2 separate regions of the Homo sapiens genome follow, and region 1 is linked to region 2. Evidence: chromatin contacts called from ENCODE Hi-C or POLR2A ChIA-PET data. All regions are on one chromosome and are shown on one strand. The core of a region is the stretch at or near the end of the contact, and the rest is flanking DNA. Distances in the headings are between cores, read along the strand shown. Region 1 overlaps EPB41 (erythrocyte membrane protein band 4.1). Region 2 overlaps EPB41 (erythrocyte membrane protein band 4.1).

Region 1 (7,558 bases), core at 43-2,542, 72 kb before region 2:
TTTTTAGTGGAAATAGAAAATCTGATTCTACAATATATAAGATAACGCTAAGGGCTAAAAATAGCCAAGATAATCTTAGAGAATATTGTTAGAGAATTTAAACACTTATAAAAGCTAGAATAATTAAGATAGTGTGGTATTGACACAAGGGTACACAAAGATCAATACAAGAGATTAGAGAGACCAGAAATGAACTCCCAAATTTATGGTCACCTGATTTATAACAAAGGTGACACTGGAATGCAGTAGGGAAAGAATGGTATTTTATTTTATTTTATTGTTATTTTTGAGACGGAGTCTCACTCTGTCATCCAGGCTGGAGTGCAGGCGCGATCTCAGCTCACTGCAACTTCTGCCTCCTGGGGTCAAGCGATTCTCCTGCCTCAGCGTCCTGAGTAGCTGGGAATTCAGGCATGTGCCACCATGCCCAGCTAACTGGCTAATATTTTTGTATTTTTAGTAGAGACAGGGTTTCAACATGTCAGCCTGGTTGGTCTCGAACTCCTGACCTCAAATGATCCGCCCGCCTCAGCCTCCCAAAGTGCTGGGATTACAGGTGTGAGCCACCACATCCAGCCAATATTTATTTATTAAATACACTGTAGCAAGAACTGTGGTAATTACCATGAAAAGTTAAGACCATACATCTTAAAAAAAAATTCAGAATATAAATGTAATAAGGCAGTCAAGATGTGATTTCTGTAAAGCTTTCTAACTTGTTCAAGGTACCAAAGCTCATTAACACTTGACTCTTTGGTTATCTTTGCTATCAGGAAAAGACAATACATCAGGCATAGTATCTATATAACCATGAAACTCCATTTAGCAAGGAAAGCCATGGAACATGCTATCAGACAGACCTGGATTTTTGTCATAGTTTGCAACTTACTGTCTGTGAGATGCTGAACAAGTCACTTAAACTTTCCAACCTCAGTTTTCTCACCTGAAAAATGGGGATAAAAAGATAATTCCCCACACATAAGGTAAACTAGAAGTAAGGTGATTTACTGGACAAGGAGGGAGATGCCTGATATTGTTATCTGAATATGGCAAAGACATGAAGATTAAATGATTATGCCTCAAACTTAACTTATCCACAGTAGGAGTTTTTATTTTCCATATCCCCAACTCTGCTACTCTCCCAGATTTTCTCATTCTACTAAATGATTAAGCCAAGCAATAAAACTTGAGTTTCTTTTCCTTATCATCTCCAATACTTAATTTGTCAGCAATTCAGTCAGCCCTATCTCCAAATGTATCCCTGACTACTTTTCCCTGTCTTTGTTGCCAACACTCAAGTCCAGGCTGTCCCAGACTCTGCAACAGCCTTCGCCCTGCTTTTCACTGACACTTCAATGGACTATTCAGCTGTCAGCGATCTTTTAAAAATGGGATTCAGATTGCATCACTCCCTCTAATAGCTTCCCAGTGCAAATGAAATACAATCTAAACTCTTTACTGTGACCCACAAGGCCCTATACAATCTGGCTCCCACCTACTTCTCCGACCTCACTTATTTTGTACTCCTCGCCCCTTCATTTTCTGGAATCTAGACCTATGCTGTCTGATATGTGAGCTACACACCACATGTGGCTATTTAAATTGGAATTAAAATTCCGTTCCTCAGGCACATAGCCACATTTCAAGTTCTTAGCTTAGCAGCTATTGGCTGCTGAACTGGATATCACAAAATGAAAGATTTCCATCAGCACAGAAAGGTCCATGGGACAGCACTGCTCTAGACACATGGCAAGCTCATTCCTACTTTCAGGACTTTGTACTTGCTACTCCCTCTTCTGCAAGGCTCTTTCCCCAGATTTTGAGATGGCCGGCTCCTTCACATAATTCAGGTCTCAGCTCAAATGAAGCTCCTCAAAGAAGCCTTCTAAATTAGATTGGACCATCCAATCTGAAATACTCCTTAATTTCCCCCATCCCCAGATAGTCTATATCCCTCATCCTGTTTTATTTTCTCCACAGCATTCATCACCATCTGAAATTATTTTGTTTTATTCTTCTTTGTTTCCAATGACAGAAGGTAAGCTCCATGAAGGCAGAGACTATGTTTGTGTGCTCACGGCTGTATCTCTAGTGACTGGAATACCATCTGGCCCATAGGAAAAATTGTTGAACAAAGTAATAAATATGTATCTGAAAGAACATGAGTTTTGGAGTTAAACCAACCTGAATTTCACTCTTAGCACTTCCATTTACCAGATGTCACGTCTTATGAAAAGTCATTTTAATCTCCAAGCCTAGTTCATAGTGTTTTCATGAAGATTAAGACAAAGCATGCAACATGCCTTGTATTGTTACTATTAAAACAGCCCCTCAGGAGAGTAGAAAAACACCAAAAAAAAAAAAGTTGGGGGGTGTCATGTCTATAATCTCAGCACTTTGGGAGGCTGAGGCAGGCAGATTACTTGAGGCCAGGAGTTCAAGACTAGCCTAGCCAACATGGTGAAACCCCATCTCCACTAAAAATACAAAAATTAGCCAGGTATGGTGGCACATGCCTGTAATCCCAGCTACTTGGGAGGCTGAGGTACGAGAATCACTTGAATCTTGGAGGCGGAGGTTGCAGTGAGCTGAGACTGTGCCACTGCACTCCAGCTTGGGTGACAGAGTGAGGCTCTGTCTCAAAAAAAACAAAACAAAACAAAACAAAAAAAACAAAAAAGCATGACTCACAGTATGGAAGCACAAAAGTCCTACTGCTTAGGTGATCTTTTTTCCAAATGTGGCTGACCCCTTCCTGATTCCTCTAAATTAAGGACATATGCTCTCATAATGCCTTGTTTCTTCCACTATGATGAATATTATAATATCCTCCATTAGGTTAAGAATTGAATGAGGGCAGGGACTCTCACTATAATATCTCTTGCACCTAGCTCATTACCTAGCACAAGAGATGACTAAACTATGAAACCAAGAGGAACATTGTAAAAATGATCTTTTCACATTCTATTATAAAATTTCCTCACATCATGGAAAGAAATACTTGCTCAATTAGTAGGGAACTTCCAAATGGTGACTATGGCTGCTGTACAATGGTCTACATATCTCATGAGAGGGTCTGCATACATCTACAAACCAGAATATAGTAGCATGGTTCCAGATGATACAAATGTTACAGCCAGAAAAACAGCATCTTAATGATAGCTAACATTTTGTGGGGGGAACTCATTAAGTGGCAGCCATTGTGCTAAATACCATACATATGCCACCTCATTTATTCCTCATGAAAACTCTTTGAGGTAGTATGATACTATCATCATCTCCATTTTACAAATGATAAAACTGAGGCACAGAGAAATGAAGTAATTTGCCTAGGAACATAGCTCATAAATGCTAGGGTTGATATTGGAATCAGGTCTGTCTGATTCCAGAACCCAAATCCTTAACCTGTTCTATTAATAGATGGTTCTATTAAGATTAGACAATTAGTAAGATCCCTTTCATTTTACCACTGAGCTTCTTTTTTTTTTTTGAGACGGCGTCCCACTCTGCACACTATATATGCACATAACAACATGTATCTTGCTTTTACAGTAGATAGCATAGGCTTGTACACTGGTAACAAATAATAAAGGTAATCAATAATACCCTATTTGGATTATTGCCTTCTGAACTTATATCTTTTACTTTATTTTATTTTGAGACAGAGTCTCACTCTGTTGCCCAGGCTGGAGTACAGAGGTGCCATCTCAGCTCACTGCAACCTCTGCCTCCCAGGTTTAAGCAATTCTCGTGCCTCAGCCTCCTGAGTAGCTGGGATTACAGGCGTGCGCCACCAAGCCCAGCTAATTTTTGTACCTTTAGTAGAGGCAGGGTTGCGCCCTGTTCGCTAGGCTGGTCTTGAACTCCTGACCTCAAGTGATCCTCCTGCCTCGGGCTCCCAAAGTGCTGGGATTACAGGCATGAGCCACCATGCCCGGCCCTTCTGAACATTTATTTATTTATTTATTTATTTATTTATTTATTTATTTAATTTATTTATTTATGAGACACTCTCACTCTGTCTCCCAGGCTGGAGTCCAATGGCGCAATCTTGGCTCACTGCAGCCTCCGCCTCCCGGGTTTAAGCGATTCTCATGCCTCAGCCTCCTGTGTAGCTGGGATTACAGACGTGCGCCACCATGCCCAGCTGATTTTTGTATTTTTACTAGAGACAGGGTTTCACCATGTCAGCCAGGCTGATCTCGAACTTCTGGCCTCATGTGATCCATCCACCTTGGCCTCCCAAAGTGCTGCGATTATAGGTGTGAGCCACCGCACCCAGCCTGAATTTTTATTTATTAGCCACTCTTTTTTTAGTGACATAAGGAACTGAATGTAGCTTATTACCTCGTTTCAGTAATGGGCTCAAATGCTAACTTAGAAGATCCTCCCACAATATATCAATTCAGACAGGTCTTCTGTCAGTATATACAATCACGAAATTTGTGTATTTCCTCCCTATTTTATTTAAACATTTGGAGACTCCAACAATGGGATATTGGAGTTTCCTATCCATAATTGCCACGTGGCAAACTTCTTTTTAAATTATTCTTGTATGGCTGGGCATGGTGGATCACACCCATAATCTCAGCACTTTGGGAGGCCGAGGTGGGTAGATAACCTGAGGTCAGGAGTTTGAGACCAGCCTGGCGAACATAGTGAAACCCTGTCTCTACTAAAAATACAAAAATTAGCCAGGAATGGTGGCACACGCCTGTAATCACAGCTACTCGGGAGACTAAGGCAGGAGAATCACTTGAACCTTGGTAGGCAGAGGTTGCAGTGGGCCGAGGTTGAGTCACTGCACTCCAGCCTGGGCCACAGAGTGGGACTCCATCTCAAAAAATAAAAAAATTAAGAAAAAAAAAAAGATTGTTGTAGTAAGGCAGACCCTTTTCCTCTTTTCTACTATAGAAAATAGCTATTATTTATTTATTTATTTTTTAGAGACAGAGTCTCACTTTGTGGCCTAGGCTGGAGTACAGAGGTGCACACTGCAGCCTCCACCTCCTGGGCTCAAGCTATCCTCCTGCCTCAGCCTCCTGTGTTACCAGGACTGCAGAAAAATATTAGCTATTTTTAAATGCTAAGAGGCCTTCAGTTCAGCATACTACATTAGATTTTTACTCTCTGGTAGAGATTCTGATAGATTTAGATTTATAATTCTAATTCTGGTACTGTTTGATCCACCACTACCTAGCAGTGGAACCATGATCTAGTCACTACTCTCGGAATCTCAATTTTCCTTTTCTTAAGATGATTCTATTAAGATTAGACAATTAGTAAGATCCCTTTCATTTTACCACTGAGCTTCTTTTTTTTTTGAGACAGAGTCCCACTCTGTCAGCCAGGCTGGAGTGCAACGGCATGATCTCGGCTCACTACAACCTCTACCTCCTGGGTTCAAGCAATTCTCCTGTCTCAGCCTCCCAAGTAGCTGGGATTACAGGCATATGCCGCCACGCCCAGCTAATTTTTTGTATTTTTAGTAGAGATGGGGTTTCACTGTGTTGCCCAGGCTGGTCTCAAACTCCTGAGCTCAGGCAATCCACCTGCCCTGGCCTCCCAAAGTGCTAGGATTACAGGTGTAAGCCACTGCACCAGGCCCAACCCTGAGCTTCTTTAATTCGGTTCTCTTATAGATAATTGCACTTCCTTTATCTTTCCAAATGAATTATGATCACAAGAAATCATTAATATTCAATACAAACCTCCATCGAGGCTCCGGGACGCCCGTTTACTTGCTGTACGCTCGAAGTGTGGGGCAGGCCTGTCAATTAGAGCACTAGCTTGCCTGGTCTGAGCTTGAGTCCGGCCACTGTATCGAAATTTGGATCCTAGCGCAAGAAATTTGCTTTTGGGAATGGTGTCTGTAGATGTCAATCTGGGGGGAAAATCGTAATAGTCATATTATTATATATTCATCTTATTATTCTAAAACTGTAAAATTAAAAACAAAATCAAGAATAAAAAAGTTTCACAATTCTCAGGGTTTCCATATAGTTACTAAGAAATTTTCAATCAAGTAATCATTATTTTAGTTCTTTGTCATTTCTCAAAGCAACCAGTTGGGACCTATATTAATTTTATTTATAGCTCTATAGAAAGGGCCTTACAGTTTTCAAAATGTTTTTACAGCACTGCAGTATTTTTACTACATCCTTATAATGTTTTCCCCATTTTATAGATATAGGAAACTGAACCTCAAAAAAGAAGTTACTTAAGGTCACACAGCTGTTAGGACATTGGGCAGTAACAAAGTCGAAGCCCAGAGCTCTTTTTCCACTCTCCTGGAATGACAGTTTTGTCAAATGCACTCCAAACTCAATTAATGCCTGGTAATCTATTTAACAGGTTATTTGGTGTATTTTTAAACTCAGTTGGGAACCCCATCTTTTTCCTATATGGTACTCTATGTACTCTTTGTACCATACTGAATTAAAACAATCTATTTCTATGCTGGTCTCCCCTATAAGACTGAATTCTCTAGGAGTAAAGAACAAAGACCATGGCTTATTCATCTTTGTGTTTTTGCTTCTGGCATAGTGCCTGGCATAAATATGATATCCAATAAATATTTGTTGAATAAGGACATAAATTACTACATCAAATACTACCAAAAAGAGAGTATTTTTCCCTTTGAGGTAATTGATTTCAATTCAGCAAACATATACTTTTATGTAAGGGAGCATTAGATTTTAAGGTATTCTCTTATTTTGATGCAATGGATTTAAATATGCCATCCTACAAGTAAGTATACTGGCTGCAGCTGAAATCTATACCACAGTTATTAGACATTCAAAAATCACTTTTTTACTCCTCCTTGCTCTTTTTAAAAAATTCTACTTTTGTGGTTTGATTTTAAAGAAGGAGAGATGATGAAAGCATAAATAAATGTGTTAATGCCAATAATTAAGATTCTTTAATTGGGTGTAAAATGTACCCTCATGTTTTATTTTGAAATAATTGAAATATTAATTTCCTTGAATTTTCTTCTCGTTGACTGTGCTATAGTGCTATTATATGAAAATATAAATAGAAGGAAAAGATATCAGGATTATCTCTCTCTCTCTTTCTCTTAAAGAATCAAGTTTATTTATGAATGAAATGACGTGAGGCCTGGGATTTGCTTCAAAATAATCTCGGAAGTAGGGGGAAGGAGTGGATAGGGATATAGAAGAAACAAGATTGGCTTTGGGGTGATAATTATTGAAGCTGGGTGATAAGTACAAGGGGATTTTATTGTACTGTTGCTACATATGAAATTTTCCATAATAAAGAAACGTTCTTAAAAAGGCAAACTGGGCCGAGTGCAGTGGCTCACGCCTGTAATCACAGCACTTTGAGAGGCCAAGGCGAGTGGATCACTTGTCAGGAGTTCGAGACCAGCCTGGTCAATATGGTGAAACCCGGTCTCTACTAAAAATTTAAAAATTAGCTGGGCATGGTGGTATGCATCTATAGTCCCAGCTACTTGGGAGGTTGAGGCATTGCGCCACTGCACTACAGCCTGGGCAACAGAGTGAGACTCTGTCTCAAAAAAAAAAAAAAGGCAAAC
Region 2 (7,730 bases), core at 572-3,071:
TTTTAGAGAGAAAAAATCTGTCAGAGCTAGAAGATAATGATGCAATTTGAAACCACGTCATAAAACAAATAACTGAATGATATTGGGACCTTTAGCCTAGAAAAAGAGAATTCAAAGCAGGAAAATGATTGCTGCTCTAACAAATTTCAAGAGCTGCTGAATTTCATGTGACTCCTAAGGGCAGAATTCATTAGCCCACAGAAATTACAAAGACATAGTTTTCATCTAAATAAAGTAAAAGGAAGAAATTGCTAATAATTAAATGAGCTGCTTGGGAAGAGTGAGATTATCATCAAAAATATTCACTCAAGCTGAATGCCCATCTGTTGTAGATGCCAGAGAGAGGATTCTTCTAGTACGTGGGTCCTTACATTAACTGAATTCTCAGGTCCTTACCAATGCTAAGATTTTACAAATAGGAAGGAAGAAAGAAAACAAATGGGGTTGGGCACAGTGGCTCACAGCTATAATTCCAACACTCTGGGAGACCAAAACAGGAGTATCTCTTGAGACTAGGAGTTCCAAACCAGCCTGGGCAACACAGCAAGATCCTGTTTCTAAAAAAATAAAAATAAAAAAAGTAGCCGGGCATGGTGGTGCATGCCTGTAGTCATAGCTATCTGGGAGGCTGAGGCAGAAGAATTGCTTGAGCCCAGGAATTTGAGGCTCCAGTGAGCTATGACTGCACCACTGCACTCCAGCCTGGTTGACAGAGCAAGACCCTGTCTCTGAAAAATAAAAATAAACAAAAGGGACATTAGAATAGTTATACAATGGATTATTTTTTAAAGGCTATATTATTTCTCCCCCACCCCCAATATCCCCAAGGACACCAGAGAAGGGCTATATTATAAACTCAAGAGTCACCATTTGGATTAGGAGAATAAGGGGGTAAAAGCAAAAGTAAAGGATAATAGGCCCTTTTACTTCCCTAGTCAGAGGACAGAAACTAGTGACATTCTTTCAGACAGAAAGAAAATATGTTCAAGTATGAAGGTTTCAAAACTATGCTAGAAAACAGCTTCTTTCCTGATAAAAATCAATCCCCCAAAACCACAGGAAAGTATCTTTCCTTTCTAACTCAATTTAAGTACACTAATTAGCACCTCTAGAATAGGATAATCACCAATGTGGTCTTTGGATGAAAATGGTAATTTAAAATTTACAAAAGAGTTTCTTCAGAATTCTTCCTCTATCCTCTTGAAATTATTTGAATGTTAAATTACTCTTTATGAAGCCTTGCAGTGGCTCACACCTGTAATCTCAGCCCTTTGGGAGTCCAAGGTGGGAGGATTGCTTGAGCCCAGGAGTTTGAAACCAGCCTGGGCAGCATAGTGAGACCATGTCTCTACTAAAGGAAAAAAAAAAAATTAGCCAAGCATAGTTTCATGAGCCTGTAGTCCCAGCTCCACAGGAACGTGAGGTGGGAGAACTGCCTGAGCCCAGGAGTTGGAGGCTGCGGTGAATCATGATCACACTACTGCACTCCAGCCTGGGCAACAGAGCAAGACTCTGTCTAAAAAAAAAAAAACTGCTTGCCATACTGAGTGAATCAGGAATGTCACTGAGCATGATCATGCTGTTTTCAAAAACTTGGTTTTTAATTTAAGTCATTTCTATGGTGACTAATACCGCTGAATCAACTCATTCAAAGATATTTTTAAATAAACAAACTCTTACTCATCTTCTTCTAAGAAGATGAAAACACATTCTTTACTTCTCTAGAGAATTCAGGCATATACTTAAAAGATGTCTGGATATAGTCTAAAAGTGTACCACCTGGGCCCAGGCCCTCCCAGAAAATACACTACTGGATCAATGATTACTGAGCATCAATGAGGACAATGTGAAACAAAAAAAATTCATCTCCACCGAATTGAGTTTTATTTCTTTTAAGTGTCAAAGTGGGCTGGGTTTGGTGGCTCAAGCCTGTAATCCTAGCACACTTTGGGAAGCCTAAGCAGGCAGATCACTTGAGCCTAGGAGTTCAAGATCAGTCTGGTCTAGACAACATGGTGAAACCTTATCTCTACAAAGGATACAAAAAATTAGCTGGGCATGGTAGCGTGCACCTGTAGTCCCAGCTACGGGGGCAGGGTAGGGGTGGGTATGGGGTGGTGAGCCTGAGGTGGGAGGATCAGCTGAGCGCGGAGGTCGAGACTGTAGTGAGCTGTGATCGCTGCACTCCAGACTGGGTGACAGAATGAGACCCTGTCTCAAAAGAAAAAAAAGTGTCAAAGTGTATTATTTTAGCCATTCTAGATGGAAATCTTTATGAAATGGATTATATGCTTCCTTGTTTCATTTTTTAAATCTATAGACCATAATTGAGTCGTTATTGATTTAGTCATCATTATGAACCTGAATTACTACGCAGTGCTAATGTCCTCATAGGCTACTGAAGTCTATAGTGATGATTAGCTCTTTCAGAAAGATATCTGAATACTGTGCTTTTTTATTTTTTGTATCTGCCTTTATTAGGTTTCCTATTTGCTCATTTGAAGAGTTAACTCACATTTCTTGCTGATGTCAAAGTGGCCTGCCAACAAGCATCTTCCAATGTCTCTTCTTCTAATCTGTTATTGGCTAATCTACATTGATTCAGAAACCAGATAGCCAAGTGTGTTAAAATTTTGTTTAAAGAGTAAATGCAACCGGGCGCGGTGGCTCATGCCTGTAATCCCAGCACTTTGAGAAGCCGAAGCCAGGTGGATCACTTGAGGTCAGGAGTTCAAGATGAGCCTGGTCAACATGGTGAAACCCAGTCTCTACTAAAAATACAAAAATTAGCCAGGCATGGTGGCAGGCGCTTGTAATCCCAGCTACTTGGGAGGCTGAGGCAGAAGAATCACTTGAACCTGGGAGGCAGAGGTTGCAGTGAGCCAAGATCGCGCCACTGCACTCCAGCCTGGGCGACAGAGGGACACTGTCCCAAAAAAAAAAAAAAAAAAAAAAAGAAAGAAAGAAAGAAAAAAAAAAGATTAAATGCGGCCGGGTGTGGTGGCTCATGCCTGTAATTCCAGCACTTTGGGAGGCCAAGGCAGGCAGATCACATGAGGTCAAGAGTTCAAGACCAACCTGGCCAACATGGTGAAACCCTCTCTCTACTGAAAATACAAAAATTAGCTGGGCGTAGTGGCACGCGCCTGTAATCCCAGCTACTCAGGAGGCTGAGACAGGAGAATCGTCTGAACCTGGGAGGTGGAGGCTGCAGTGAGCCGAGATCGCACCTTTGCACTCAGCCTGGGCGACAGAGCAAGACTCCATCTCCAAAAAAAGAGAGTAAATGCTAAGGAAGAGTAAGACTAATGCTTCACATTACTGGACAACTTCAATGCATGGATTTTATGAAATCACTTCTAGCTCTTCAAGTACCACATAAGCCTAAAGTTTCCATTATATTGTGTCTAGTTGAGGCTATAAGGTAAGTGACCTTCAGATCAATCACACCATGACTATTCTCTTTCTTTCCAAGTTGAGATTAAAAGTCTTTAATGCCATTATTTATATAAGGTGTTGTATCCATATAAACTCTCCCGGAAAACATAAAACAATGGAATAATTTAGCCTGAAAATGTAACTGAAAGGAAGGAGAACCACACATAAAATGCTTACTAGCCTTAAAAATTTCAAGGTAAATATAAACAAAGCCTGAAGATTTCTAGCTACAAAGGGGTTTTAGTTAAGAGTATGGAACTTTCCTTACTCTCTTATTTTTAGTTTCTTAGAGCCAACTCAATCTAACAATATTTACTTTAAAATTTTGAAACTCAAATACCATAAGACTATTTTAGTAAATTTCACTTTAACCAGAAAACTACAGTAAATTAACTATCAAATATCATCTAGTAAGAATACAAGTGGGAATCACAAACATGAACTGGATCATGGATTGTTTTAGCAGATACTCTGGAAATTGGAATAGATGCAGCAGTTGTCTCTTACCATTGTTAAGTATGAAAAATATACTACAGGCCACCAGAAAATATAATACTGGCACAGAGACAAGATTTAGTACCAGTTTGAATATTTCAAATAATCCGCTATTTGCTGAAAGTATTCAATAAAATTATTGACTAAGCTTGATGACAGTTTTCTCTCCCAGAAAAGCCTCTACTATGGGACTGAATTCTGAGCAGTAAACAATAATTTTTTGGTGATGTGAACATATCAGAAACTTTAGCAGAGAATAATAATTTCACACAGTTTTGTTTTTTGTTTGTTTGTTTGTTTTTTGAGACAGAGTCTCGCTCTGTCGCCCAGGCTGGAGTACAGCGGCACGATCTTGGCTCACTGCAAGCTCTGCCTCCCAGGTTCACGCCATTCTCCTGCCTCAGCCTCCCGAGTAGCTGGGACTACAGGTGCCCACCGCCACGCCCGGCTAATTTTTTGTATTTTTTTAGTAGAGACGGAGTTTCACCGTGTTAGCCAGGATGGTCTCAATCTTGTGACCTCGTGATCCGCCCGCCTCAGCCTACCAAAGTGCTGGGATTACAGGCTTGAGCCACTGCGACCGGCCAATTTTTTGTATTTTTAGTACAGACGGGGTTTCACCGTGTTAGCCAGGATGGTCACGATCTCCTGACCTCGTGATCCACCCGCCTCGGCCTCCTAAAGTGCTGGGATTACAGGCGTGAGCCACTGCGCCCGGCTAATTTCACACAGTTTTTATGCTGAGAAAAGAGGTCACAGTCAAACACGTAAGCTTACTACAAATAAATTCTAAAAACATTTAAAGAAAAGTAAGACATGGGCTGGGCGTGGTGGCTCATGCCTGTAATCCCAACGCTTTGGGAGGCCAAGGCAGGTGGATCACTTGAGGTCAGGAGTTCGAGACTAGCCTGGTCAACATGGTGAGACCCTGTCTCTATTAAAAATACAAAAATTAACCAGGCATGGTGGTGGGTGCCTGTAATCCCAGCTACTGGAGAGACTGAGGCACAAGAATCACTTGAACCGAGGAGGTGGAGGTTGCAGTGAGCTGAGACTGTGCCACTGCACCGCAGCTTGGGTGACAGGGCAAGACTCTGTCTTAAAAAAAAAAAAAAAAAAGTACGGCATGATTGCATGTCCAAAGATTCTATAAGAATATAGAACTTGTTAGGATAAGGCAATTCTAGAAAGCGAAGTTCATTTAGTTTGTGTTTTTTTTTTGGGGGGTGGGGGGTTTTGGAGGCAGAGTATCACTTTATCCCCCAGGCTGGAGTCCAGTGGTGCGATCTCAGCTCACTGTAACTTCTGCCTCCCAGGTTCAAGTGATTGTCACGTCTCAGCCTCCTAAGTAGCTGGCATTACAGGTGCGCACCACCATGCACAGCTAAATTTTGTATTTTTAGTAGAGACGGGGGTCTCACCATGTTGGCCAGGCTGGTCTCGAACTTCTGGCGTCAGGTGATCCACCCGTCTCGGCCTCCCAAAGCGCTGGGATTATAGGTGTGAGCCACTGCGCCCGGCCTCATTTAGTTTTATAATTGCAGTTTTTGCCATTGAAAGTAACGGCAAAAACTGCAATTACTTTTGCATCAACCTAATACATTTCACAGTTTTATATTAAGTGTCAGGTTCTTTTCTAAGCCCTGGGAATATGGCAGTGGAATATTCTCTATACAATCATAAATTTTTAGAAAAACATGAGGAAATATGGCAGTGGAATTTTCTCTATACAATCATAAATTTTTAGAAAAACATGAGGAAATGATTAAAGACAGTCATGAAGAGTGGGGATATTATAAGGACATATGTACAAAAACAGAGTTTTGTTTGTTTGTTTGTTTGTTTGTTTTGAGATGGAGTCTTGCTCTATCGCTAGGCTGGAGTGCAGTGGTGTGATCTCGGCTCACTGCAACCTCCACCTCCCGGGTTCAAGAGATTCTCCTGCCTCAGCCTCCCGAGTAGCTGGGACTAAAGGAGTGCCACCACACCCAGGTAATTTTTGCATTTTTAGTAGAGACAGGGTTTCACCATGTTGGCCAGGATGGTGTCGATCTCTTGACCTCGTGATCTGTCCACCTCAGCCTCCCAAAGTGCTGGGATTACAGGCGTGAGCCACCGTGCCTGGCCAAAAACGAAGTTTTAAAAACAGCCTTGCAAAGGAATATCTACAAAAATAATGGCCAATAGTCTGGCCAACATGGTAAAAACCTGTCTCTACTAAAAATACAAAAATTTGCCAGGCGTGGCGGTGCATGCCTGTAATCCCAGCTATTCAGGAGGTTGAGGAATGAAAATCACTTGAACCGGGGAGGCAGAGGTTGCAGTGAGCTGAGATCACACCACTGCACTCCAGCCTGGGCGACAGAGGAAGACTCAAAAAAAAAAAAAAAAAAGACAAGGCCCATTAAAGAATGGAGCTTAAAAGAAAAAAAAGGCTGGGTTCAGTGGCTCACACCTGTAATCCCATCTACTTAGAAGGCTGAGGTGGGAGGATCATTTAAGCCCAGGAGGTGGAGGTTGCAGTCAGCTGTGATCATGCCACTGCACTCCAGCCTCGGAAACAGAGTAAAACCTTGTCTCAAGAAATGAAAATTAAAAATTAAAAAATAGAAAACTGCTGAAAATGAAGGGGGAGAAAGAAAGGAAGGTCGAATTCATACTACAGCTTGAGAGAAAAACAGAATAGTGTTAACATGGGTCAGAAGCAAAATTACCAAAGGTTAAATATCCCCAGATCCTTAAACTGTTCCTCACATTAAATAGTTTACCAGTTCCTCATCATTCTAGACATCCTCTCCCAAACAGATTCCAAAGTATCAGTAACTTTCTTTTAAATGAGGTACCTGGAACCAAACACATTTTCCTGAAGAACTGAAATCATAAAAGGGCCGAGCGTGGTGGCTCACGCCTGTAATCCCAGCACTTTGGGAGGCCAAGGCGGGTGGATCACGAGGTCAGGAAATCGAGACCATCCTGGTTAACATGGTGAAACCCCGTCTCTACTAAAAATACAAAAACTTAGCCGGGTGTGGTGGCGGGCACCTGTAGTCCCAGCTACTCAGGAGGCTGAGGCAGGAGAATCGCTTGAACCCTGGAGGCAGAGCTTGCAGTGAGTAGAGATCATGCCACTGCACTCCAGCCTGGGCGACAGAGTGAGACTCCGTCTCAAAAAAAAAAAAAAAAAAAAAAAGGTTCTCATATGAATCTATCTTTATAACCTGCTTCTGAACTGAAAACTGAAGTTAGTTATCAGTAAAGGAGGTAGCATGATCCTACTAAAAGTACAGTTAGATCATCCACTGACCAGAAACCCTCCAAAGACATTTCCTGCCATTCAGAATAAAGGGCAAAGTCCTTGCAATTGCCTGTCCTGTTCCAGCCACCTGGGTCTCCTCGTTGTTTATTAAACATGGTAAGCATGCTATTTGCCAGGACCTTAGGATTTGTGGTTTCTTCTGCCTGGAAGACTACCTACCTCCCAGATGCCACGAGGCCTGCTTCCTTTGGGTTTTTACTCAAATACCACCTCCAGTGAGGCTTTCCTTGGTCACCCTACCTAAAATTGGAGGCCCAGCTGCACTTCATTCTCCTGCTTTATTTTTCTCTGTAGCACTTAACTACTCTTTAATGACATACTATATGGTTTTTACTTGATTTGGTTTATTGTTTGTCTACCCCCACTAGAATGTAAACTCCATTGGAGCAAAGGATTGTGCTTGTTTTGTTCATTGTTTCATCCCTGTTGCCCAGAATGTTGCACCAAAAAATATGAGTTGAACAAATAAATGAACAAAAGA

Evidence for each region. Hi-C counts contacts between places; a loop is a spot of excess contacts on that map. ChIA-PET counts read pairs that join two places held with the same protein, here RNA polymerase II (POLR2A). Pooled maps may share reads with other maps.
Region 1: a loop to region 2 is called in a pooled map, with 3 times the contacts of the local background. The contact joins two enhancer-like sites. A Hi-C loop is called at or near these places in 1 of 168 maps with a recorded cell type or tissue (gastrocnemius medialis) and 7 of 50 pooled maps. POLR2A ChIA-PET finds 5 or more read pairs at or near these places in 7 of 52 experiments (CD8-positive, alpha-beta T cell, GM10248, OCI-LY7 and 4 more).

What each region holds. Positions count from the first base shown.
Region 1 is chr1:29,037,580-29,045,137 of GRCh38, reverse strand. It overlaps EPB41 (erythrocyte membrane protein band 4.1), which reads right to left. Exons shown (of 21, transcript NM_001376013.1): 11 at 5,712-5,884. Among named protein-coding and RNA genes, the nearest start is that of TMEM200B, 83 kb to the left of the region's middle. Within about 2 kb of position 1,292, at least 2 of the 41 ENCODE cell types and tissues checked have a DNase peak (open chromatin) inside an H3K27ac peak, as active enhancers do.
Region 2 is chr1:28,966,407-28,974,136 of GRCh38, reverse strand. All of the region lies in intron 1 of EPB41 (erythrocyte membrane protein band 4.1), which reads right to left. Among named protein-coding and RNA genes, the nearest start is that of EPB41, 56 kb to the right of the region's middle. RefSeq lists an enhancer at 7,584-7,730. Within about 2 kb of position 1,821, at least 3 of the 41 ENCODE cell types and tissues checked have a DNase peak (open chromatin) inside an H3K27ac peak, as active enhancers do.